Regions from separate parts of the Homo sapiens genome. Here regions 1, 2, 3, 4 and 5 are each linked to region 6. A link is a contact called in ENCODE Hi-C or POLR2A ChIA-PET data. All regions are on one chromosome and are shown on one strand. Each heading gives the region's core, a stretch centred on a gene start or an enhancer-like site at or near the end of the contact. The rest is flanking DNA. Distances are from core to core; before and after follow the strand shown. Region 1 holds the start of MRPL16 (mitochondrial ribosomal protein L16). Region 2 holds the start of VPS37C (VPS37C subunit of ESCRT-I). Region 3 holds the start of OSBP (oxysterol binding protein). Region 4 holds the start of LINC02739 (long intergenic non-protein coding RNA 2739). Region 5 holds the start of PATL1-DT (PATL1 divergent transcript). Region 6 holds the start of MS4A1 (membrane spanning 4-domains A1).

What was found. A loop is a pair of places that touch in the nucleus more often than their neighbours do. ChIA-PET counts read pairs that join two places held with the same protein, here RNA polymerase II (POLR2A). Pooled maps may share reads with other maps.
Region 1: a map with no recorded cell type shows a loop between it and region 6 (4-fold over the local background). The contact joins the promoter of MRPL16 here to the promoter of MS4A1 in region 6. A Hi-C loop is called at or near these places in 6 of 37 single-sample maps with no recorded cell type and 5 of 50 pooled maps. POLR2A ChIA-PET finds 5 or more read pairs at or near these places in 1 of 52 experiments (OCI-LY7).
Region 2: a pooled map shows a loop between it and region 6 (28-fold over the local background). The contact joins the promoter of VPS37C here to the promoter of MS4A1 in region 6. A Hi-C loop is called at or near these places in 6 of 37 single-sample maps with no recorded cell type and 5 of 50 pooled maps.
Region 3: a pooled map shows a loop between it and region 6 (6-fold over the local background). The contact joins the promoter of OSBP here to the promoter of MS4A1 in region 6. A Hi-C loop is called at or near these places in 1 of 37 single-sample maps with no recorded cell type and 4 of 50 pooled maps.
Region 4: a map with no recorded cell type shows a loop between it and region 6 (6-fold over the local background). The contact joins the promoter of LINC02739 here to the promoter of MS4A1 in region 6. A Hi-C loop is called at or near these places in 14 of 37 single-sample maps with no recorded cell type and 8 of 50 pooled maps.
Region 5: a map with no recorded cell type shows a loop between it and region 6 (8-fold over the local background). The contact joins the promoter of PATL1-DT here to the promoter of MS4A1 in region 6. A Hi-C loop is called at or near these places in 6 of 37 single-sample maps with no recorded cell type and 4 of 50 pooled maps.

Annotation. Positions count from the first base shown.
Region 1 is chr11:59,807,941-59,812,038 of GRCh38, forward strand. It overlaps MRPL16 (mitochondrial ribosomal protein L16), which reads right to left and starts at 2,838. Exons shown (of 4, transcript NM_017840.4): 1 at 2,664-2,838; 2 at 1,915-1,980. The coding sequence starts at 2,718. RefSeq lists an enhancer at 2,832-3,051.
Region 2 is chr11:61,159,093-61,162,869 of GRCh38, forward strand. VPS37C (VPS37C subunit of ESCRT-I) reads right to left here and starts at 2,334. Exons shown (of 5, transcript NM_017966.5): 1 at 2,299-2,334. RefSeq lists enhancers at 1,797-2,390, 2,391-2,983, 2,724-2,773, 2,784-2,923 and a silencer at 1,974-2,733.
Region 3 is chr11:59,614,197-59,618,176 of GRCh38, forward strand. It overlaps OSBP (oxysterol binding protein), which reads right to left and starts at 1,578. Exons shown (of 14, transcript NM_002556.3): 1 at 1,107-1,578. The coding sequence starts at 1,468. LOC101927226 (a long non-coding RNA gene) reads left to right here and starts at 1,758. Exons shown (of 3, transcript XR_001748237.2): 1 at 1,758-1,979. RefSeq lists silencers at 1,211-1,430, 1,451-1,750 and an enhancer at 1,951-2,040.
Region 4 is chr11:59,564,266-59,568,517 of GRCh38, forward strand. LINC02739 (long intergenic non-protein coding RNA 2739) reads right to left here and starts at 1,865. Exons shown (of 5, transcript NR_187292.1): 1 at 750-1,865. It overlaps TRF-GAA2-1 (tRNA-Phe (anticodon GAA) 2-1), which reads right to left and starts at 2,187; the gene lies at 2,115-2,187. RefSeq lists enhancers at 1,159-1,660, 1,506-1,685, 1,661-2,160.
Region 5 is chr11:59,667,173-59,671,393 of GRCh38, forward strand. It overlaps PATL1-DT (PATL1 divergent transcript), which reads left to right and starts at 2,138. Exons shown (of 4, transcript NR_187296.1): 1 at 2,138-2,370. It overlaps PATL1 (PAT1 homolog 1, processing body mRNA decay factor), which reads right to left and starts at 1,865. Exons shown (of 19, transcript NM_152716.3): 1 at 1,709-1,865. The coding sequence starts at 1,723. RefSeq lists a silencer at 1,595-1,944 and enhancers at 1,904-2,198, 2,125-2,414.
Region 6 is chr11:60,454,165-60,458,051 of GRCh38, forward strand. It overlaps MS4A1 (membrane spanning 4-domains A1), which reads left to right and starts at 1,683. Exons shown (of 8, transcript NM_152866.3): 1 at 1,683-1,781. RefSeq lists an enhancer at 3,762-3,871.

The DNA.
Region 1 (4,098 bases), core at 1,588-4,087, 650 kb before region 6:
AATTTCTTTCTTCTTCATTTTTTGGTAGAGACAGGGTCTCACTATGTTGCCCAGGTTGGTTTCAAACTCCTGGCCTCAAGTGATTTTCCTGCCTTTACCTCCCAAAGTGTTGGGATTACAAGTGCGAGCCACCATATCCAGCCTGAAAGTCTTAAAGTTACCACTGAACAGTAACTGTAAAGGTATATTACATTTTTGCAGATGCTTTTAGTGACACTGGAATCTTCTGGCTGTGACAGTGGCTAATGCAAATGTTTCTAAAACTTTAAAGATAGCAAAGTTTTATCCTCTGAATCCAAATGCACTTATTAATCACCAACTCTGTGCTTAACACTGTAACAGGGATTGTTTGGAAACCACTAGTTCACTTAATCTTTAAAATAACTTTATAGCCTTGGTATTCTTTCAGGGCTCTCTTTTTAAAAATTTTAAACTTGTCAAAGTTTAACACAGCTATATCAAAGGGCCAAATTAAAAATATACAGCTCAGTGAATTACCAGAAAGTGAACACATGAACACACACCACTATTACCCAGATCAACAAACAGGATATTAGGCAGGTAGTATTTTTAATCTCCATTTTATAGAAGAGGAACCCGAGGGCTAAAAACACTTTATAATCTGGTCTATGCCATCCAGTTCAACAGCAAAGCTACATACCATGTCACAAAAATATATACATATATTTCCCTGCCTCTCTGGATGTTAATGGGGGTAGTGGAAGAATACTATATTGTACATAAAAATATCTAAGTTCTCCAGCTCTGCCACATTCTTGTTGAGAAACTTACAACCTAGGAATCCTTTGATCAATGCTCTTTCTCTCATATATGCAGGGACTTTTCATGCTGAGACCTGCACAGGTCAGTGTGCCAGGTTTTGGTGGGTGGGCAAAACTTCAGGCCAGACATGTGACATCTTCTTTATCATCCTTACTTGACGATTTGGGGAAAAAAGTTAACATACAAATCATTTTTAAAAATTTCTTAAATGAACCAAGTATGGCTTTATAATGGAGACAAATACAAAATAGAAGAGTTTGAGGAAATACCAAATTATTACTATCAGAGTTTCAGAAGCTGCCCCTCAACTTCTATATGTAGCTACAGAGAATCTTAGTAATGCTTTCTTTCACCTACAAGTCAAAATGTACTTTCAAAACGTGGTTTAACAATTCTGTACAGAAGACCCTCAGATGTACAGACCCTATTCATTTTTTTTGAGGGTTCCAGTATATTTCTTTTTTAAAAAGTAAACTAGTTTTACGATATTGTGGCTTAAATTTAACAAATTAAAGCTTTTTCACATATCGTTAGATGACTGCATATATGTAAACTTATTTGGAAAGAACATCAAAAGTTCAGGTTTTTTTTTTCTTTTGAGACAGAGTCTCACTCTGTTGCCCAGGCTGGAGTGCAGTGGCCTCCTGAGTAGCTGGGATTACAGGTGTAAACTACCACGCCCAGCTAATTTTTTGTATTTTTAGTAGAGATGGGGTTTCACCAGGTTGGCAGGCTGGTCTCCAACTCCTGGCCTCAAGTGATCCACCCGCCTCCGCCTCCTAAAGTGCTGTGATTACAGGCGTGAGCCACCATGCCCGCTCAAAAATCCAGATTTCAGGCCAATGACTACTGGCTGAGTGGACCATGGGACACACACCAGTGGGAGGTTTTAGGGGAGCTATCTCATTAGACGCTGCTCCGTAAGAGCAAGGAACTTTTTTGGTTTCCTTTGTCTTTGATTTATTTCTAGTGCTCAGAATATTAGTTGGCAAAACTGTAAGCTCTAAAAACATATTTATTGAAAGAGTGAACGGGGATGGGAAACACGAGAACATTCCTATGTCATCTCCCACCCGCTCCTGGTTTCCATCAGAGAAAAGATTTACGAACAGGAGAAAGACAAGCTCTCACCTTCAAAACTTGGTACTGGGAGCAGTGTCTTTACGCCAGCACTGGCGGGGAGGAGTGCCCAGGAATCTACAAAGACAAATCAAGTTAAACGACGAAGGTAACAGGCCGGGACCCCGATACAACCTGGGCCAAAGGTACTACTTCTTATTTTTATTTATTTTATTTTTTTGAGACGGAGTCTTACTCTGTCGCCCAGGATCCAGTGCAGTGGCGCGATCTCGGCTCACTGCAACCTCCGCCTCCCGGGTTCAAGAGATTCTCCTGCCTCAGCCTCCGGACTAGCTGGGATTACAGTCGCCCACCACCACGCCCAGCTAATTTTTTTTGTATTTTCAGTAGAGACAGGGTTTCACCATGTTGGCCAGGCTGGTTTCAAACTACTGACCTCAAGTGATTCGCCCGCCTCGGCCTCCCAAAGTGCTGCTATTAAAGGCGTGAGCCACCGCGCCCGCCCAAAAGTACTTCCGCCGGAGGAGTCTTGAGGTGTGGGATGCGGATTCCACTAAATGGACTCAAAGGCTCAGGCTCCGCAAAAGGCCAGCCGGGATCTCTGGGCGCCGACTCCCAGACGCAGCTGTGACCCTCTTGCACGAACCCCTACGGTGGAGGTCGGCGGTGCGATAGCGTAGTTCCTAACCAGTGCTTCACCAAGCATATGCAGAGCCGCCTTTTGGGTTAGGGAGAAAAAGCACTGGAGGGTGGGGGAGGAAGAGGGGTAAAGTCTTTAGGAACCAAAAGGGACTTCTGACCTGACAAGGGCACCCGCAGGAGCGGCGCACTAGCGCGAGCCAGCAGCCTCCACATGGTCACGGGCGTCCGGCGGCGCGGAGCTCCCCCAGCGACTCCGGCTGTCTCCTGCACCCAGGTAAGCAGCGGCGCTCCACTACCTAGCTGTAATCGGCTCAGGACACCGCTCAGTGGGGCCGGAAGTTGTGTTCACTCGGGTCCACTCCGCAGAGTCCCGACGGAAGCGAAAGAAACTCGAGCGACGGGGGTTGAGTTCCGGGGGAGGTTGAGTTCCTGCGGTCAAAGGCGCCGTCCGCCCAGCCACGCCCAGGGGCCCTGTTGGCTCTCTAGGGTTCTCCTTCCAATCTCCAGTCTTTCCCCAGAAGAAGAGGGCGGCGGGGCGGGGAGTCTTTTGTTTTATTTATTTATTTTTCTGCGGAGTACAACTGTTAGTGCCTGCCGGTTGCTTAGCAAGGTGGTCCCTTACGATTCACAGCCTTTGAGATGATTTTCTAGGGGACCCCTCAAAGACATTAGGAGAATACCAGATTTAGCAATGGTTTAACATGTATAGGGCAATTGCAATGTGTCATTGAGTACCTCATTCGTTAGTCCTGCCAACGAATCTGTGAGATAAGTCATTATACTTATTTTGCAGATTCCATCCTGAGGGTGAAATAATTTAACTTGTTCTGGGTCATACAACAGGAAAACAGTACCATCAGAATTTGAGCACAGTCTGTGATTCCAGAGATCTCAGTGAATGAACAATATTGTTGATGAAAAGAGTGAAATTCTGTAAGATATTGGAAGAGATTTATTCTGAGCCAAATATGAGCAACCATGGCCTGTGACACAGCCCTCAGGGGGTCCTGAGAACATGTGCCCAAGGTGGTAGAAGTGCAGCTTGGCTTTATACATATTAGAGGGGCATGAGACATCAATCAAATGCATTTAAGAAATACATTGGTTTGGTTCAGAAAGGCGGGACAAGTCAAGGTGGGCTTCTAGGCTATAGGTAAATGTAAACATTTTCTGGTTGACAATTGGTTGAGTTTGTCCAAAGACCTGGGATGGATAGAAAGGAATGTTCAGGTTAAACATAAATGATTGTAGAGACCAAGTTTTATTATGCAGAGGAAGCTCTTAGATAGCAGACTTTAGAGAAAGACTGTTGTAAATTGTTTTTTTATCTGACTTAAAGGGTGCCTGGAGGCCGGGCGCAGTGGTTCACGCCTGTAATCCCAGCACTTTGGGAGGCCAAAGCGGGCAGATTACCTGAGGTCAGGAGTTCAAGACCAGCCTGACCAACATGGTGAAACCCCGTCTCCACTAAAAATACAAAAAATTAGCTGGACGTGGTGGCGGGTGCCTGTAATCCCAGCTACTCGGGAAGCTGAGGCAGGAGAATCACTTGAACCTAGGAGGCGGAGGTTGCAGTGAGCCGAGATCACGCCA
Region 2 (3,777 bases), core at 1,084-3,583, 710 kb after region 6:
ACTATTACTGGCCAAGAGTGTCCAGAAATGATTCATATGGCTAGTTAACCCAAAGGCTTTTTAAGGGCAAATTAACAAATTTCAAAGCAATAAACAAAAAGAAAACAAGAATCCTCAGGAATAATGTCACTTCCAAGCTACCAGTGGCCCAGCAAATCTACAAAGTTCTTAAAGGCAGTGTTTCCCAAACTTGCCTTACCGTAAGAATCACCCAGTGCATTTGTTAATAGATTTCTGGGCCCTCCTCCAGACAATAGCCCAAGAATCTCTAGAGGTGGAGCTCTGTATTTTTAACAAGCATCAGAAATTATTCTTAAGGTCCAGCACCTTTGGGAAACTAAACGGTCTGAGAGGCAGTATCACAGAGTTAAAAGCACATTAACTTCGAAATAAGACTGATGGGTTACAAATCTCACTTGTGGCCAGACGCAGTGGCTCACACCTGTAATCCTAGCACTTTGGGAGGCCAAAGCGGGTGGATCACCTGAGCTCAGGAGTTCGAGACCAGCCTGGCCAACATGGTGAAACCCCGTCTCTACTAAAAAATACAAAAATTGCTTGCAGTGAGCCGAGATCCCGCCACTGCACTCCAGCCTGGGCGACAGAGCGAGACTCCGTCTCAAAAAAAAATAAATAAATAAATAAATAAAAAATACAAAAATTAGCCGGGCGTGGTGGTGGGCACCTATAATCCCAGCTACTTGGGAGGCTGAGGCAGGAGAATCGCTTGAACCAGGGGGCGGAGGTTGCAGTGAGCTGAGATCACACCACTTCACTCCAGCCTGGGCGACAGATCAAGACTCCGTCTCAAAAAAAAAAAAAAAAAAAAAAAAAAATCCAAACTTGGCCACTTACTGGCTGTGTGACACTAGCCAGGTTATCTAACATCTCCGCAACTCACTTCATCTGTAAAACGGGATCATCACCTATTTGGACATGTTCGCAAAATTCGGTATGTTCAGAAAGCCCTAGAACAGTGCCCAGCATATGAAGCCAAGCAACAAATCACAGCTATTGCTACCTGCAAAACAGCGGCCAGAAACTGCTCAGAAAGTCTACAATGAAAATGTTCTACTTAATGGAAATTACAAAGGCACGGAACCACATTTCCAAGATAATCTAGGTAAAAGGCTTTTCTGGGCACTATGACCGCAAAGAACAAAGACTCAGTTTAGCGTCCAGTATTTTCATTGCAACAGTCCCCGATCCCACCCGGAACTACAGAGTTCAGGTGTCTGCAGGGTTGCAGCTTTGGACAACAAAGTAAGAGTCTTTCTTTCCCCAGTTCCTCGGTCACCACCACCTCCAGCTCTAAGGCCAAAAGTCACAGAACTGAGAGTCTGGTGGCAGCATCTTGGTGCATTAGTAGGAAATGGGACTCCTGGAGCCAATAAAGAGGGTGGAAAAGGCCTTAGGCAGCAAGAGAACTGAGGTACCGCTGGAGCGAAGGGAAATGAGTGGGAAGTTTCTGGAGCTGAAGACTGACATTCCCAGGGTAAGTGAGCCCAGACAAGGTGTAGCTGGGAAAGCACTGCCTCAGCTCAGCGACTAAAACCCCAGGTTGTAGAGTCCACTCTGCCAGTAACTCACAAAACACCTCCAGTTAACTCCTTCTCCCATCCGTAAAGTGGGAAATCGCCTCATCGGCTGAGGAGGAAATGAAGAGGAACCAGGCATATAATGGGTATGTATACATCAGTGCCCTTTGCGCCCAGAGGGTCCCGGGGTAAGAAATGTTCAGTGATGCTGGGAGGTCCAAGTCTGAGTCCTGAACAAAGCCAAAGCTGAAACTCCCATCTCTCAATGCCCTGGAGAAAGGGCACAAGCCAGTAAGTCACAGAGCAAAGTCCCTCCAACCTCCCCTCTGCCACTCGTCTCCCGCGTGCCCTCTGGCAAGTCGGACCCTACTCTTAGGCCTCAGCTTCCCCATCTATACAATGGGCTAATTGGCTCTAATGTCATCAGAATTGTGACCGCAAGATGCTCACATATGGGACGAGGGCCTGCAGAGACGCAGAAAGGAGGGTGGCGGTGAGTGGTGGGGCGGAACTGGAGGTGCGACCCGCCGGGGAGCCGGGGCGGCGCCTCGCGCTCTCCCTCCCTCCCTCCCACCGCGAGGGGCAGGGGCGCCGGCCCCCGGCGAGAGTCACGCGCCCCTCGTGCCCAATCACCGGCCTCTGCCAGGATGAGGCGGGCAGGCGGGGGCGCTCCGGGAGCCACGGCCGGCGCCGCCCCCACCGTCGTCCTCTGCCCCGCCCGCCTGCGGCAGAGCCGGGACCCTCCCCAGTCTCCGCTCACCTGCCAGGGCCGCCGTCGCCGCCGCCACCGCGGGTTAAACCGCAGCCGCGCCCACACTTCCGGGGTCCGCCAGGCCCGCCCCCTACCGGATGTGACCCCCTTGCAACGTCCGGCGCCCCAGTGGCGCGCGTGCTCGCCCCGCGACCCCGTTGGCCGCCCCGCCTCGCGCGCCTCTGAGTTACCACGACATCGTGCCACACACACACGCTCGCGGCCGCCCGGGCCACAACCACGGGAGCGCCCACGAGACCCCTCCAGCGCTCGCCGCACGCCTCGGCCCCGCCCCCGGTAAGAGGCCCCGCCCACTGGGCGGAGACCAGGCCGCTCTGGGCTAGTGCGCCGGCGCGGACGTCCGCCGCCTTCCGAGTGGCCAGCGAGGACTCGCTCTGTACACAGCTCGATCTTGGGAGGCTTCTCAGAGGGACCCAAAAGGAGGGGGAAGCAGATGGAAGCCCAGAACCTAGGAGGAGCCCCAGATGGGCTGAGCTCAGACTGAGGAGCCCCAAGGCCACCACACACTCATTTCCATTTACTAGTTAATCTCTTTCCCCCACCCATTCATTCTACAGAATTACCAGTATTCCCCATCTCCTCCCTTCCCCCCTGGAAACAGGAGAGTCCAGCATAATAAGGAAGCCCCCTCTGCTCTAACCCTTAAAAAAAGGAATCTGAAGTGACCTGATGTTAACTAATCAGGTGTTTTTTTTTTTTTTTCTATTCTGTTCCCTTTCCCACCTATGAAACCCACTGCTCTGCTATTTCCCAGGGGAATTTGAGACCAAATAAGTCTATTTACAATGGTAACTGATGTCAATGTCTAAAGTTTCCAACCTCTCAAAATCAAGAGGTTGACCAAAAGGGGAGAAGTGTCCAGTTTAGCCTAAAGTTGTCTCCTGGCGTATCTTAAGTTTGTCCTAAAGGTTTCTCCGTACATAGTGAACTGGATCCTACTCATACCAATCACAGAGTTTCAGCCAATCACAGGCAGCCACCTGTTCAAACCTTGTTCCAATAAGGCAAATGTCAATCTGTCATTGGTAGGGAACCAAACTGGATCCCTTTGCCCTCAGAAAGCCAAACACCGAAGTATCAGGTTTTTGTAGAGGGAAAGATTTGTTGCAAGTCAACTGGGAAGGAGACATGCTCAAATCTGTCTCCCCAAGCCAGGGGCTGTGACAGGTGTTATAGGCAGAGGGTAATGAGCAGTGATCTGATTGAATCTTGCAATAAGCAATGATCTGACTGGATCTTGCCATGGGATGATGCCATGGCTCAATCTGATTAGATCATGGCTTATACCATGTATCTACTTCTTAATTCTGTTCCGGTTCTTTGGTCTGAGCATTTAGGTTGCGCCTGTGGTTGCATGCTTGGTTCTTCTGGGCACGCTCAGGTTACATAACTTGCAACCTGGGATCATGGCAACTGAAAAAACAACTCACCACTTTATTACACAAAGTTGAACCAGATGGGGCTGGT
Region 3 (3,980 bases), core at 328-2,827, 840 kb before region 6:
TGAGTTTTAGGTTAGATTAGTGTGAACAGAAGTAGTTTCAAATCCCAGCTGCTCAAAAACCTTGGGAAAGTTGCCCATGCTAAGTCTGTTTTCCTCATCAGTAAGATGGGAATATTTCCCAACTCCTAGGGTTGTTGTTGGGAGTCAACAAAATACTATAATGAAATACTGTATATAAAACACCTAGACACATTGTCCAGCCCTCAGGAAATGTTTACGCCCTGTCCCCAAATCACCTATCTTAACTCCTCTATCCTTTTTAGCCCAAAAGCGTGCCATGTGATGGCCAGGTTATGAGTCACCATAAATATATATTAAACAGTCCAAAATAAACCTTGTTGAACAGAAGTAATCACACCAAAGACATGGATTCTTCTTTTAATAAAAGTTAATCCTAACTAACCAAAAAATCACAGAAATGCCAGATAAAACACTTAATCATTTCCACGGGAGGAGGTGGGGCAAGCAAAAATAAAAGCAGCACTGGGGTGCACATCTCCATTCTGGGCTGTCCAGAGGCCAAAGCACATGCAAAGTCTTGGAGAGATAAGGCAGAAAGGGGACGGAATACCGAAGCCACCCTGTGTGTGTGATGCCCTTATGTCTGAATGTGAAGGGAGCAAGGACGGGTACATCCAGAGCTACGAATAACCTTGAGTTTTGGAGACTGGGCACTGACAGCTACAACTTGGGACTTCCACTGTAAGTTCCTTGGGAGGAGTGCCTCGGGTTTGTTCTGCTGCATGTGTTCCCTTAGTACCTACACCAGTGCCTTGCTTGCAGAATTAATAATTGCACCCATGTGCTGGTGGAAATACAATGGAAGCACAGACGCTCTCCAAACGACTAATGACTGGAAAGGCCGGGAGCGAAGGGAAGATAAGGCACCAAGAGTGGGTAACCCGAGGGGAGGGGAGGTGTACGTCCAGGGGCTTTTCACTTTCGTGACAGTGGGCTCCGACCCCTGGGCTGTCAATCCGCACAGATGACGAAAAGGGGCCTGGGGCAACCCTGGCTGCGGTGCCGGCTGGCGGTAATGCCGGAGCTGGGACTGTTGGCAGATATGGGGGAGGCAAGGTGAGCGACAGCGCCCCGGAAGCAGTTACCTGTAGTAGCTCAGGAGCCCGTTGCTCAGCACGAACCATCGCCGCTGGTAGCCTTTGATATAATTGGTCCATTTGAAGAGCCAGCCCTCTCGAGCCGAGCCCGAACCCCCAGCGCCCGAGCCGCCCGAGCCCCCAGTCGGCGGCGCAGGGGCCGGGCCAGCCGCCGCCACTCCCCCGGCCCCCGGGCCCGGGCCTCCCGCCGCCGCCGCGACCACCGTCCCTGACGCGGCCCCGGAGCCTGGCCCCGCATCTCCGCGGCCGCCGCCTCCTCCCACCACTGGGGGACCGGCGCCGCCGCCGCCAAGTGCTGCAATGGCTGCCGGGCCTGGCCCCACCACTCCTCTCAGCTCCGTCGCCGCCATGAGCCGCCGCCGCCTGGAGATACAAGACCGGAACCGCCTACGAGAGCCGCCGTCGCCGCCCGGAGCGCCCCACACGGCTACCGCATCAGCCACCGCCGCGCAGCGTCCCCGCCCCGCCCGGCCAGCCGCGGGGAGGAGGGCTCGGCCGCCGGGAAGAAGGACGTCGATTGGTGCCGCTGAGTGTCACTTGAGGAAGACCCCGCGGATATTGGCATTTCTCTCGGGCCTGTCATTCTACAGCGCCCAGTGAGAGCCTGGGGTGGGACGCGTCCGCCAGACCCACCTTTGATTGGTTCAGATAAAGGCCAATCAGACTTTTGGGGAAGCTCATTGGTGCTTTCCTGAAGTTTCCAGCGCTCAGGGAGGACGGGAGAATGCGGAATGCCCGGCCAATCTGATCGCCGATTGGCTGCTGTTTCCGCCATTCATTTCAGTTTATGCGCCTGTCACTGCCACGTCACCCCCTCCCATCGCTCTTCTCATCATCCTTTTCCGCCCTCATGGATTGGTGGTTGGTATCAGCTGCTCCACCTTTTCTACCATTTACTGAACGAGTTGAGGAAAAAGGGAAGGAGTCTCGTCTTTACATCCTTATTTTCTTTTTTTATTGGTTGGCACCTATGCCACTCACGTGGTGGAGAGGCGGGGCAATAGTTGGAGATGATTGGTTCTGAGAATTGGCTGTGAAAGCGGCATTGCTGACCAGTGAGAGAGACCTAATGAGGAGCAGGCCGGGGCAACCAATGAAATCGGAGAAGAGCGCTTGGGGGCGTGTCCGCCTGCTTTCAGCCTTTGGCAAGTTGGTGGGAGGTGAAAGTGACTTGGCCTCTTAAAAGCGTTTTTTTCACGTGGGTGTGATGTCGTGTTCCGTTTTTCTGAATAAGAACTTCGTAGCTTCTTGTTAGGAAGAACCTGGAGGACAGAGTAACTCTCGGCAGTCAGCCCCCGCCTGAGGCTCTCTTGAAGGACCCCCTTCTAACTCGAAGCTGGATACCCAGATTCCAGGGGTGCCCAGAAGTAGCTTTTCCAGCCCCTTCCTGGATCCATGGTCCCCCTAGTTCCCTTCCCTGTTTGCTCTTTATCGCTCCACACCCCTTGTGTCTTGATTCTAGACTGTCATATGCCTATACCGATTCTGTCCCCTTCAGAAGTAGATTCGCGAGGACCTGACTTTATGTGTCTCTTCCAGACCTAAAGGCCCTTGGTTTTAGCATCATAGGTGCCATGTATATGCTTAACTTTGAACAGAAAATTATTATTTTTTGTATCTTTAAACTGATATATCGTAGTTGTACATATTTAACTTTGGACAGAAAATTTTTTTTATATCTTTAAACTGATATAGTTGTACATATTTTCAGGGATACATCTGATATTGTGATACATGTATTCAATGTATAATTATCAAATCAGTGTAATTGGGATATCCATCATCTCAAACATTATCTTTGTGTTGGGAACATTTTCTGCTATGCGTTCTCTTGTAGCAGGAAATCGTTATTTTTGATCAACTGACTATTCACACATTTGTGAAGATTACAAATTCAGTAACTAATGTAACATTTAGATGTAAGCTATTGTTGCAAATGTAACCTAAAGCGCCGTACTTTAGGGAATCTAGCATCTGTTACATTTTGCTAGTTTGAACAGGCAATAGAAATAGCTATTAGATACTGTAAAAGAAATTGACTTTCTTTGCCAATGTGCTTCCCAGTGTCAATAAATTAAAGTATCCTTTTTAAGAAAATCGTTTCAAAAGAAGCGAAGTATTTATTGAATTCTGGAGAGAGAATACTCTTTAAAAATCTGCAATTTTTACTATCAGGGATCATTTGTATAGCTCATTACTAGTGAATTTCTCTGAATGTGTAGAGCAAAATAAAATCTGCTATTAGATGTAGGCTATTTGGGATTAATTTTTTTTTTAACTGAGCTAGAGTTAATCCATTTAGGCTTGAGTCCTGCTTTTGCTACTTACTGGGTCTATTACTTTGAGAAAATTATTTAAGCACTCCAAGTCTCAGTTTTCACTTATGTTAAACAGGAATAAAACCTCACAGGGATGCTGTTGTGATTAAGTGCGTTTGAATGTGTTTGATAAACTGTAGATAGCTACAAACATGTGAGTTGTGTTGCCAAACACATCTCACAGGTTACTTGCCATCACAAAGGAGAAACATACTTTTACAATGGGGAGATCTGGCAGTCCCCACCTTAACCCAGTTATCCAATGTGTATCAGTAACCCTTGGACAACCAACATTTTTATGAAGTTCCCAGTGTGCTGCAGCATAAAGTATACAGCATCACTTAATGGTGTTTTCTTGCCAAAATACTGAAAGTTAATCTAATCAAGGCTTTGGATCTAAACTCCAGTTTACTGGGCTGGAGGAACCAGTTGAACCATAACCCCAAGGAGATAATCAGATAAATCAAGAACGTGAAGCATTCTATAAGACAACTATTTTATAGAAGATAAGACATAAAGATCAAGGAAAATCAATGTCATAAAA
Region 4 (4,252 bases), core at 615-3,114, 890 kb before region 6:
AGCCCCATATCAGCTAGCATATTGGCAAACATTAACAGAAAGAGGAGAGGGGTATAAATAGGCCTAAAAACCATATGGCTGGCTTCATTTTGCCTTTTACCACACTGCGAGTTCTTAGAATGTGACACATGGATCTCCTTCCTCTCCCTCCATGGTCCAGCCTGACTAAAAAGAAGGCACTCCCTAAGTGTGTTTTTCCATTGCCTTGCCTTGAGTGGAGTGGCTCATCTTTTTTTTTTTTTTTTTTTTTTTTTTTTTTTGAGACGGAATTTCGCTCTTGTTGTCCTGGCTGCAGTGCAATGGTGTAATCTCCGCTCACGGCAACCTCTGCCTCCTGGGTTCAAGCGATTCTCCTGCCTCAGCCTCCCGAGTAGCTGGGATGACAGGCGTGCGCCACCACGCACGGTTAATTTTGTATTTTTAGTAGAGACGGGATTTCTCCATTTTGGTCAGGCTGGTCTTGAACTCCCAACCTCAGGTGATCCGCCCGCCTCAGCCTCCCAAAGTGCTGGGATTACAGGCGTGAGCCACTATGCCCGGCTGTGGTTCATCATCTTAATGAGGCTTTCTACTGAAATTCAATCCATATCCTCCGAGTTCCACTGACCTCCGCCCCCATGCCAGACAAGCATGGACAACTCTGGAAGCCTAGAAACTGGTGGATGGCCGATTCCCGGGGTGTTTCCTAGTGATCTCTGCCAGGAGCTTCTCTGTTGGTGCTGATAACAAATTAGCCAATGGATACAAACCTGTTTTGTAAACTGCCAGGTGTTGAAGATCAAACGGTGTCCTCTGAAATTCAGTTCTTCCTGCATACAGCGTCTGGATATCTTTGCTGGGGTGGGGAAGGTGGTGCATAGGGTTCAGAGGGGTGCAAGGATATGATGTACAAGTGACTTGCAATTTGGAAAATAAAAATACAGGGTGTCCAGTTAAATCCAATTTCACAGAAACAACAAATATGTACTTTGTATATTCCATGCAATATTTGGGACATGTTTATACTAAAAAGTATTTGTTGTTTCTCTGAAATTCAAATTTTGGCCGGGTTCAGTGGCTCGTGCCTGTAATCCCAACACTTTGGGAGGCTGAGGCAGGAGGATGACCTGAGGTCAGGAGTTCGGGACCAGCCTGGCCAACATGGTGAAACCCTGTCTCTACTAAAAATACAAAAATTAGCCGGGCACCTGTAATCCCAGCTACTCCGGAGGCTGAGGCAGGAGAATCACTTGAACCCGGGAGGCGGAGGTTACAGTCAGCCGAGATCACGCCACTGCACTCCAGCATGGGAGCAAGACTCCATCTTAAAAAAAGAAAAAAGAAAAGAAAAGGAAAAAGAAAAAAAAGGAAATTAATTGGACGTCCTGTATTTGGTCTTCTAACCCTAGTGTAGATTTAAACTAGAAAGGGCTTCCGATCTCTGTCTCCCGCCCCACCTAAGAGCTGTTCTAGGGTCCTTGTTATTGTTTTTGTTTTCTTTTTTAAAGACAGAGTTTCACCGTGTTGGCCAGGCTGGTCTCGAACTCATGACCTCAAGTAATCCGTCCGCCTCGACTTCCCAAAATGCTGGGATTACAGGCGTGAGCCACCGCGCCCGGCCCCGGTCCTTGTTACGGTTTAAAAAGCTGGACAAAGCCCGTGCGCCGAACGCTTTCGAGGACTTCTTTGGCCAAGAGGGGGCCCGGGCTGTCACCATTCCCGGCAAGCCCGCGACCAAGCAGGCAGCGGAGGCGGCGCAGGCCGAGAGCTCCCGCCCCTCTGACAGTGAGAGAAGGGTCGCAGCGCCCACGGCTGCCTAGAACCCGAAAGAAGAGGAGCGGGGTGCGGGGACACAGGGTTGCTCAAGAAAGTGAGCTATGCGCAGTGCTCCGGAAGAGCTTGTCTCAAACCAGGTCCCAAGTGAGGGCAGAGGCGTAACTTCGTACTGGGCAGTTTAAAAGGTAAGACATATGTCCCCAGTATCCTCCCTCCCAGGGGAAAATGACGATAAGGTTTCCCTTAACTGCCCCAGCCCGCGTGAGAACCCACAGGGTGTTGACCCTGTTAACTGCAGAAAGACCCTGTTAACTGCAGAAATCACATGTAGTGATGACTAACGCCTAAAACGGAAGCGCTGCCGAAACCCGGGATTGAACCAGGGACCTTTAGATCTTCAGTCTAACGCTCTCCCAACTGAGCTATTTCGGCTGCCGTGGAAGACGTTTTTCTTTTTTTCTACATAATTATAATAAAATAGTATTTGTTCCGTGGTAACAAAGATCATATGGATTCAGCTAGAGGTAGGCATTTTACAAATGTTACAAAGGTGATAAGGCAAGGCCCTTGTTTACAAACTGAAGTGATAAATCACTTTTCTCAGGGTTTTTTGTTGTTGTTGTTGTTTTAAGTTCCCTGCAATTTGCTTTTTTCATTTAAAAACATATTATGGACTTTTTTCATGGCAGTTATGTAGACCTATCATACTTTTTAATCCACGTTCGCCAGTATTGGATTGTATGGTTATAACATAATCTATGTAATCAAACTGACAACTATCAGCTTTTTTACCTTTTTCTATATCTCATTATTAAAAACAATACTGCCATAAATTTTTAAAATATACTTGTTTTTCTTGTGCAAAGGCAGATTTTGCAAGGTAGATATATATAAACATTGTGATTTTTACAGATATCTTCAGATTGAAATCCAGGATATATAGAAGAGGTAAGGAAGGCCATTTGTAAAGGCTTCAAATGTAGACTTTCAATGCTACCTCCACATGAGGTAAACATAGAGTCACTGTACAGTATTTGTTAAAAGCATTGATTTGCTAAACCTAGCATTAAAAATATACCTCAATTTTTGGAATACCATCTTGGCATTTTTCATTTTTAAATATATATAGTCAAAAAAAAGAATTAAGTCAGGCTTCCCTCAAACTCTAAGAAGCAAGTTGTGGTTTAATAATATCTCTAATATGCTGATTTTATTCCTCCTCCACCTCCCATTTCATAATTTTCATCTCTTGCATTTATTCACTGAAAAATGTTTTAGCCAGATGCGGTGTCTCTGGGAGGCCAAGGCAGGCGGATCACCTGAGGTCGGGAGTTCAAGACCAGCCTGACCAACATGGAGAAACCCCGTCTCTACTAAAAATACAAAATTAGCCGGGCGTGGTGGTGCACGCCTGTAATTCCAGCTGCTCGGGAGGCTGAAGCAGGAGACTCCCTTGAACCAGGGAGGTGGAGGTTGCAGTGGGCCGAGATTGCGCCATTGCACTCCAGCCTGAGCAACAACAGCAAAACTCCGTCTCAAAAAAAAAAAAGTTTTATATAAACTCCATAAGGCTGTTAGAATAATTCAATGCTTTGTATTCACTTGCTTCATAAATAAGGAGCCAGCATGGACTCATTACAATTTGAAATAAAAGCGCCATGACCTTAGTTTAGAATTTATAAACAATAGGCTTAAAATGGAGGATGAGTATAGACTGTCATTCTCAAGAAAGATTAAGAGTACATCTGAAATGAGATGTTTGTGGCTGTCACGCCTAAACTAGGTGACTTTACAGTTTTTTCAGACTCAAGAGCCTATCATTTGTTTAGCTTAAATTTCACCCTTTTGGTTTCCCTTGGTAGTTGAAGTACGAAAAATTCTAAAATGACCCACAAAACACCCTCCCAGCCCCACAAAACCCTGCATAATCCCTGGGACTATGAAATTCATCATATTAATTTATAACCTGTTATTAGGTGATATTATATAGTACAGGTTACTCTAAAATATGTGATTATCTGGGTGAGCCTGACCAATCACTTGAGCCCTTTAAAAGCAGAGGGTTTTTTCTAGCTGGTTGCAGAAAGGAGTCAGAGACTCAAAACACAAGACTTGAAGATGGAGGGGACCATGTGGCAAAAATATACGGGCAGTCTCTAGAAGTTGAGGGTGGTTCTCAGCTGACAGCCAGCAAGGAAATTGGTCTTCAGTTCTGCAACTGCAGGAAACCTAAGTTGGCCAAGAACAAGAATGAGTTTGGAAGCAGCTTTCCCCTCAGTGCCTCCAGATGAGAACTCAAGCTGGTCAACTCCTTGATTTCAGTCTTGTGACACCCTGAGTAGAGAACCCAGTCACATCATGTGGGACTTCTCATCTACAGATGAACGGATAAACCGTGAATGGATAGAACAGGTGTTGTTTTAAGCTACTGTTTATAGTAATTAGTTATGCAGCTATGGAAAATTAATACCGTAGTATAGACTTACCATAGGCTAGG
Region 5 (4,221 bases), core at 888-3,387, 790 kb before region 6:
TTCATTTAATTCTTGCCCCACCTCACAGCATTCCATTTCTCTATTTTATCAAGAATCCACGAACAGCAGTTCCTCATGCAACCAAGAAATTAAGCCCACAACTTTCCTTACATCACTGGTTGGAATACTGATGACAATTAATAATGAACCCTTTATTTTCTTGTATCTTTATGTATCTTTTCCAGCAAAATTCTCATCTTTCTCATTATATTCATGTCATCTTTTCAACTATTATTCCGTTTTAAAGCTTTGTCTTCATTTTCCATCTTTCTTATCTTCCCTATAGGCCTAAACTCTAGTGATGAAACAGAAAATTAGGTCTTCAACCACAATAAAATGAACTCTGGAAAAGCTGTGGTATGACAAGTTCAAGTTCTGGCTCCATTCCTACAATCAGTGTGAACATGGGCAACTCAGAAAATTTCTAATTAATTCATCAAATACCTTTTAAGGACCTATTGCGTCTAAGGTTCTGTGCTAGGCTGTAAGGCTCAATGTCTTACATTGTAATGCAGGGACAATACCAACTATGGCAGAGAGTTGTGATGATCAAAGTGGGCAAAGATTACAGATTATCGAACAAAGGCTAGAGGCCACCACATCCTAGGTGTGTTCTATTTTCCCCCTTTACTTCAATCTTACTCAACTGATTTATTCTCCAAGTTTTCCTTTTGGTTTGGTCTTAGATCATTCCTATCAAGTATACCTGTCCTCAATTTTCAAAAATTCAGAATCAGAATTCCATATTCTATCAGTAGGTACGTTTGTGATACACCTTGCCTGGCTACCTCTTAGCTACCCTGTTTACAATGGAAAGATTAGGTCAAAGGGCGTTCTTCTTACCCCAGAGCCCTTCCAAACTCATGCCAATAGGCATGCCACTGCCTCCTTATCAGAGGCAACTTCCAGCAGTACTCCCTTCCAAATCACAAATATCTACTTTACCAAATCGCTGCTTTTTTAAATTAAAAATTCTTAAGGATCATTTACATCAGTTCTTTCATGCTACAAATTCAGAAAGTTTACGTCCAGAGATTAGGAGTCACTCAAGGTCACACAGTGAGTTGGTGACAGGGTCAGTACTGTCTGCTGCTATTGCTACATTCCCGGCACCTTCTCCAAACCCGCGTCTCCCAGCACTAGCCCAGAAGGAACTTCTGCAGGACACGCCCCCCTCCCAACTCGGAGCCCTCTTTAGTAAACGGGCTGGGGCCCTAATCCAACGGCAAGCCCAGGCCCCCTTCACCTGAAGGTAGCCTGTGTGAATGGGATGTGTGTCAGTGTAATTCGAGTGGAGGTGGGTGGGGGGTGGTTCCGGGTCCAGGGCGGGAAACGCGGCTCTGGGAATTCCCGGGTGACACCTACTTAAGAAAAGCACCCGGGGAGATGCAGTGCTCTACCCTCCGTGGCTCCTCTAGGGGTGGGGGCGGGGGTGTGGTCTGGTTACAGCACTTAACGGGCCCTCCCCACCCCAAAACGGAGGCCAACTTTCCCCAGCGGCAACTAATGGGACTGTCTCGACCCATGAAGCCAGCTCCCAGCCCTAGGATTAGACCCGCGACCCCAGACCAGTCGCGTCCAGCTAAGTCCTGCGACTCCCCCAGCCCGCCCCCTGCCCCGCAGGAACACAGGACCGGCGCGCGGAGAGAGAGTGAGGGAGAGGGGCGCGGGAGGGAGGGAGGGGTCACTTCCGGTCGCAACAGCTCACCTCGTAGCGGAACATTCTTGGGGAGGGGGGCAGGGAGCGGGGAGGGGAGAGGGGGAGGGAGGGAAGAAGCGCTGACTCCCCGGCTCCTCCGCGCGCGGGTCCTCCACCGGCTCGCGACCCCTGGCCGCCGCCGTACGCCGGAGCGTGCGTGGGGACGTGCGCAGGCGCGCCTCAGGCAGGGCGGCCACCCCGCTCGGCGCCCGGCGGCGGCGGCTGCGCAGGGACAGATTTGGCGTCCCGCTTCCTAGTCTCAGCGGCGGGAAGGAGGTCCCGTGGCGAGAGACTGCGCACGCGCTGCCCGTCTTCGGCTGCCTGGTGATCTGGGCTTGTAGCTCCGCCCCCTCTTTCTCCGCGCCCTCTAGGCGCTCGGCTTGGAGCTCAGGGGCCGGTCACGAGTTCTCCGTCACCCGTGGGGCGGAGAAAACCCTTGTGATTGTCACAGGATATAGCTTTGAAGAATCCTGCGCTTAGCCTGGGCTGGGAAAGATGAGATTCCCGGGCAGTTTTTCCAACGTCCGACTCACTCCTCAGGCTGCTCGGGGGTCTCCCCGTTGCAATCTGCGCCTTGCGCAGGGAAAAAAGAATGGAAAGTTGCTGGTCTTCGAAAGGGGCGGACTTCGTCGCCACTTTCAGCGGCTCGTCGCCTGCTGAATCCACAGCAGGTCAGGGCTGTGATTTATGTGGCTCAAAGTGATGACGGCGCCCGTTTTTTTTTTTTTTTTTTTTGAAATGCTGAAGACAGGTTCCGGGAGGTTTAACTAGGGTGGTATTTTTAAGCGCCAGGCTCATTAGGCGCGAGGAGCTGCAGAGCCTCGAAGGGCCGCACGGCCGTGGGCCGCTGGCCACGCAGCAGCAGGGTCTTCGGGCCGTGGTGCGCCGCTGGGTGACTCCACTTCCTTAGAGGATCGAACCCACAGAGGAATGTGTCCAGCTTAGAAGCTTCGGCCCCCTGGTTCCAGAATTCTGTTGGGTGGTTTGTTACCTCTAGCACGCTCCATGCCCTTCTTGCCCCTTTCCTTTCAGACAAAACTTGCAGCACAAAGAATGAATTCTTTTGGGTTTCGCAATCCGTTTCTTCCCTGGGCGTCTTAAAATGCAGCCTCGTCTCGGAATGGCATACAGTAAATCCCCTAAATGTTAGTGTGTCTGGATCAGTTTGAGTATCGGAAACGCTGAATTTGTGAAGAAAAGTTCTGGGTGGGAGCTTGTGCTTTGCCACTGGCTAGGAAACTTTGGGCAACTTACCTAAACCTCTCTGAGCCTTAGTTTCTTGTAAAATGGGTATAATTACACCTGCCTCATGATGGTAACACTACTAACGATTGAAGGCTGCCTGGGACTCTGCTAGGCGCTTTATAAAATGGATTATCTCATTGAATCCTTCCTTATGTGCCCCCCATGAGGTAGGTACTGTTATTTTCTCAGTTTACAGTTGAGGAACCTGAGGATTAGCGACATTGTTTGCCTCCAACCACCCAATGGCAAGTGGTAAAGCTAGCAGCTGAGATTTGTCTGATTATTAAAAACCGAGTGTCTTAATCACTGTGCCAGAATAACAAAAGCAAATGTTGACATGGGCCAGGCCTGAACTTTAAAGAAGTGGAGCGTCGGGACAAGATGATTTATTGGTTTTCAAGCATGCATGGAACATTATAAAACATCAAATACTAAGTAACAGGCCAGGCGCGGTGGCTCACGCCTGTAATCCCAGCACTTTGGGAGGCCGAGGTGGGCGGATCACAAGGTCAAGGAGATCTAGACCATCCTGGCTAACAGAGTGACACCCCGTCTCTACTAAAAATACAAAAAATTAGCCGGGCGTGGTGGCGGGCGCCTGTAGTCCCAGCTACTCGAGGGGCTGAGGCAGGAGAATTGCGTGAACCCGGGAGGCGGAGCTTGCAGTGAGCCGAGATCGCACCACTGCACTCTAGCCTGGGTGACAGAGCAAAGACTACGTCTCACAAAAAACAAACAAACAAACAAAAAAAACTAAGTAGCAGTACATCTTAATAATTACCAAAGAATTGGTGCCATGTAGATCAAGGGTTAGCAGACTATGGCCCACAGTCCAATCTGGCCAGCCACCCGTTTTTGTAAAGCAAGCTTTATTGGAATACAGCCAACCTTATTTATTTACATATTGTCTTTGATTGCTTTAATGTTATAAAGTCAGAGTTGAGTGGTTACAATGGATACAGTGTGGCCTGTAAAGTGTAACATATTTACTATTTGGCGCTTTACAGAGTTTGCTGATCCCTGATCTTGCAGATCATGTTTTCTGATCATTATGTAAGATATCAATAGTAAAAACAGATTAGGAAAAAAGTCTTAAGTTTTCAGAAATTAAAAAAGAAAAAAAAAAGTCCTGGCGCGGTGCCTCACGCCTGTAATCCCAGCACTTTGGGAGCCCGAGGCGGGCAGATCACGAGGTCAGGAGATGGAGACCATCCTGGCTAACATGGCGAAACCCTGTCTCTACTAAAAATACTAAAAATACAAAAAAATTAGCCGGG
Region 6 (3,887 bases), core at 433-2,932:
AGCAAAGACAAGGTAAATGTTTATGCATTCATACAAATTCAAATTCAAGTTTATTTGGGAAGAATCATACATAGAGCCACCTAAGTTATCTCATTGGCCACAAAGTAGCAAACAACCTGAGACTGACTGGGGAAATACAGGGCTCAAACAGAGAAAAGGATGCAAAAGACCAGGTTGTGCTGCCACAACTCAAGCCCCTTTGCTGCCATACATTTGCCAAGTCCTGACCCTGTTCCCATGCCAACTAAAATGAAGGCACATGCCTCTAACCACCCCACCATCCAGGACTCAAACCTCAGGTTTCACAATCATCCACAACTCAGACCCTAGGTAATTGTCCTCCCATCACCAATCACTCAAGCATTTCAGCAGATATGCATAGACCCTCAATTAGAATGTTAAATGGATGATGGATCTTCTGTTCCCACTCTCCTTCACTCTACAGCATCTCTGAGAGGTGACTGCATGACTTTACTTGAGTATTCTTGAAGAAGTAAATTCTCTATTGAAATGGTAGCCAGTTCCCCTAATGAACGGCTCCAACAATTTTTTTTTTTAGAGTGGCATCTTTTTAAATATCACACCACAATCAGCCTCCCCAGAACTACTTCTACCCAGTGGATCTAACCCTATGGTTCCAAACTATCTTAAATTTAAAAAGAGAGGCAGAAAGAGAAAGAGAGAAGAGATGAAAGAGAGAGACAGGAATGAACCTCGAATTAGGCAACAGAGCTGCCTGCCATATTTCATCCCTTTAGATTAAATAAACAAATAATTACCTAACTATAGCTCTGTGTCTCTAATAAAATGAAGCAATGAACAGGGAAATAAAAATGTAATTAAAAATCCCACATATGAACATAAAAGTTGAATATTGTAGGGGGAGAGAGAGGACATTATCTTTGGGCAAAACTTTGATTCACATCCCAAATATTTAGACTCTCCTGACACTACCAACTTCTTCCATTTCCCTACTTGATCTAGTACTGTGCTTGATGACCCTGCAGCTCCAGACTAGACTAAAAAGAGAGGGGACACAAGGGAACTTGACAGACAGAAGAAAAAGGTGGGTTCAGAGGTAAAAGTGCTATTTCAATTTATATTTCCAAATATGGAGGCTAATTCTTGCTTTGAGTGGCTGGGTACATGTACTATGGCACTAAAGTATAATTTTAGGCCATTTCTGCTAAATCTGACACAAGATATATACATGGTTCATAAGAAACTTAAGTGTGAGCCAATGAGGACAATATTTGGGGACCCCTAAGTATAGTGCTGCCAAGTGTACAGCCTCAGTGATTCTTGAATCTCTGCATGGATGCCTCCTGCCCACCTACTCAGCCCTAAAAGTGAAGCCAGAAGGTAAAAGTCAGTGCTAACGGCCCATCTTTGACCAACTTCTAGAATCTTTCTTGTCCTCAGGGACCTACCATCCACACCTGCTTATAGGGTGGGGGCTGCAGAAGTTCTTCTAATTAAGGTAGCATGAGCATGCCAGGCAGTCCCCTGGGGTCTTTTTCAAGAAGTGAAACCTGGTAAGGCAGAAACTTTTTTTGCACCTCCTTCAGCTATGGTAAGTGTTAAACCAAAGTAATTGGAGCGAAGCCCAAGGTAGCAGAAGCTACTGATTTCCTGTCACCTGATGTCTATCAGCGATTTCATCTTCAGGCCTGGACTACACCACTCACCCTCCCAGTGTGCTTGAGAAACAAACTGCACCCACTGAACTCCGCAGCTAGCATCCAAATCAGCCCTTGAGATTTGAGGCCTTGGAGACTCAGGTAAGGAATCAATTTGCTTTCTTTAAATGACTTAAAGGAGGTGATGGATAAGGTATAGAATGGTTTTGAAGACTGGAGGTTCTTGATCTTAATTCTAGAGTTTCCCTAGTCAGACTTCCTAATAGTTCTATGACTTAAGGAGGGGTGACGATATCAAGGCTTGCTGCCCACTCACTCCTCTAATCAGTCTCCCTCTCAACAATTACCCTATGCAGTCAACTGTGAATCATTCCACAAAAGTAGTAGATTGCAGCATATATATTAAATCATGGTTTCTAAACCATTGGGTTCAAACTGGAGCTCTACCACTAACAAACAATATAACCTTGGGCAAATTACTAAACCTCTAAAGCCTCAGCTTCCTCATCTATAAAATGGGGGCAATGGTACCCATTACATTAGGAAAATTGGAACTAAAATCCTGAATCCCTTAGGACTTCCCAATACCAAATGAGAAAATAATCAGTCATAGGCATAATGAAAAAAACTCCATTTGTCTTCCTGTAAATGCTTTTGTCTACATTAAATGTAAATATACCTAGAAGTATAGGTGGCTTTACAGGCTAACATTTTCTGGAGGGGATTTGTGGACACCAAGTTGAGCATGAAATCCTGCCTCAAATCTATCACATGGGAAACCAAGAGTAAGAGGGGGCGCTGCAGATGTGGGGGAGCTCTAATGAAGGAAAACAAGGATTAATTTTAATCATGCCATTACTGTTTTCTGAATCCAGTATATAAGTGATTCCCTTTCCCTGTTTCCCATAAAATGGCTTAATCTCACTGAGAATCCGGTGGAAAGAAATGTTTAATCCAGCATTGTGAGCATTTTTGTGTGTGTGTTTTGTTTGTTTGTTCATTTTTTAGTGGAGACAAGGTTTCTCCATGTTGGCCAGGCTGGTCTCGAGCTCCCGACCTCAGGGGATCCACCTGCCTCGGCTTCCCAAAGTGCTGGGATTACAGGTGTGAGCCACTGCACCTGGCCATTGTGAGCACTTGTTAAGCTTCCCTGAGGAAGTAGCTGAGTTTGATGTTCAGCTTAATGTAACTGAGCTCATAGTACATAGAAAACAGGTTCCCTATGCAAGTCTAGTAGGATACAGGATTCTCCGAAGAAAGTAGTTGATGTCTAGTAAGGAAAGCAAAGAGCTAGGAGCTCTGAAGAATTCCTTGCAATCAGGCAAGGAGAGCAGGAACGCCCTCAGGTGATGTGCATATCTAATGCAGAGTTTGATTGAAAGTAAAGAGGGAGGGAGAAGGAACACTTCAAAGTTGAGAAGATTCAGGAAAGAAGGTAGAGGACATGTATAGACCAGTGGCTCTGGTGGCGGTAGTGGGATATGAGCTTGGGAAGTCATACAGGGCTGAATTCCAAAGGCCTTGAGGGGTTAGATGAAGGGTTTCTCCAGCAGGTAATGACAGGCCAGCAAAGGAGTTCAGGCTCAGGAAGAGCATCACTCAAAACAGTGATCGGGAGCTTGATGTAGCAGCCTTGTGGACAATGGATTAGAAAAGAGAAAGACTGAAGGCAGAAAAGCATGAATGGAAATGAGAAACTCACAGGTGACTCTGGATATAGAAAAAAGACCCACATGCAAAATGTATTGCAGAGGTAGAAATGGCATGACTTGGCCACTGACTGACCAACAGCCAAGATGAAGATGGACTGAGAGATGATGGAGCTAAAGTGAAATGTGGTCCCAACTATCTAAGCCTGGGTGGCAGGAGAAACAAATAAAACAATCTGAGACACGAGGCCTGAGAAAAGACCACTGACTTCACAGCACAGTCCTCAAAGACCAGTTTCAGTCCACTGACTGGCGGAAACTAGTTGCCAAGCATTGAGAAGTGAGTGGGTGGAGAGGAGGTGGGGGAAGAGAGTGGGTAGCAAAGCTTTGAAGCAGCTGCGGTGAAGAAAAAGTGAGCCTGGGCAGTGGGCAAGGACATTGCTAGATTAAAAGAAGAGGACTTTGGGATTCAGGGACACTGAAGTACATTTTAGTCATAAAAGGAGTATTTAGCACCTTAACAAATGCAACTTATCTCATATTCTCAAAATGATACTTTGAAATGGGGAAGGTAACTATTACCTTAAACTTACAGAGA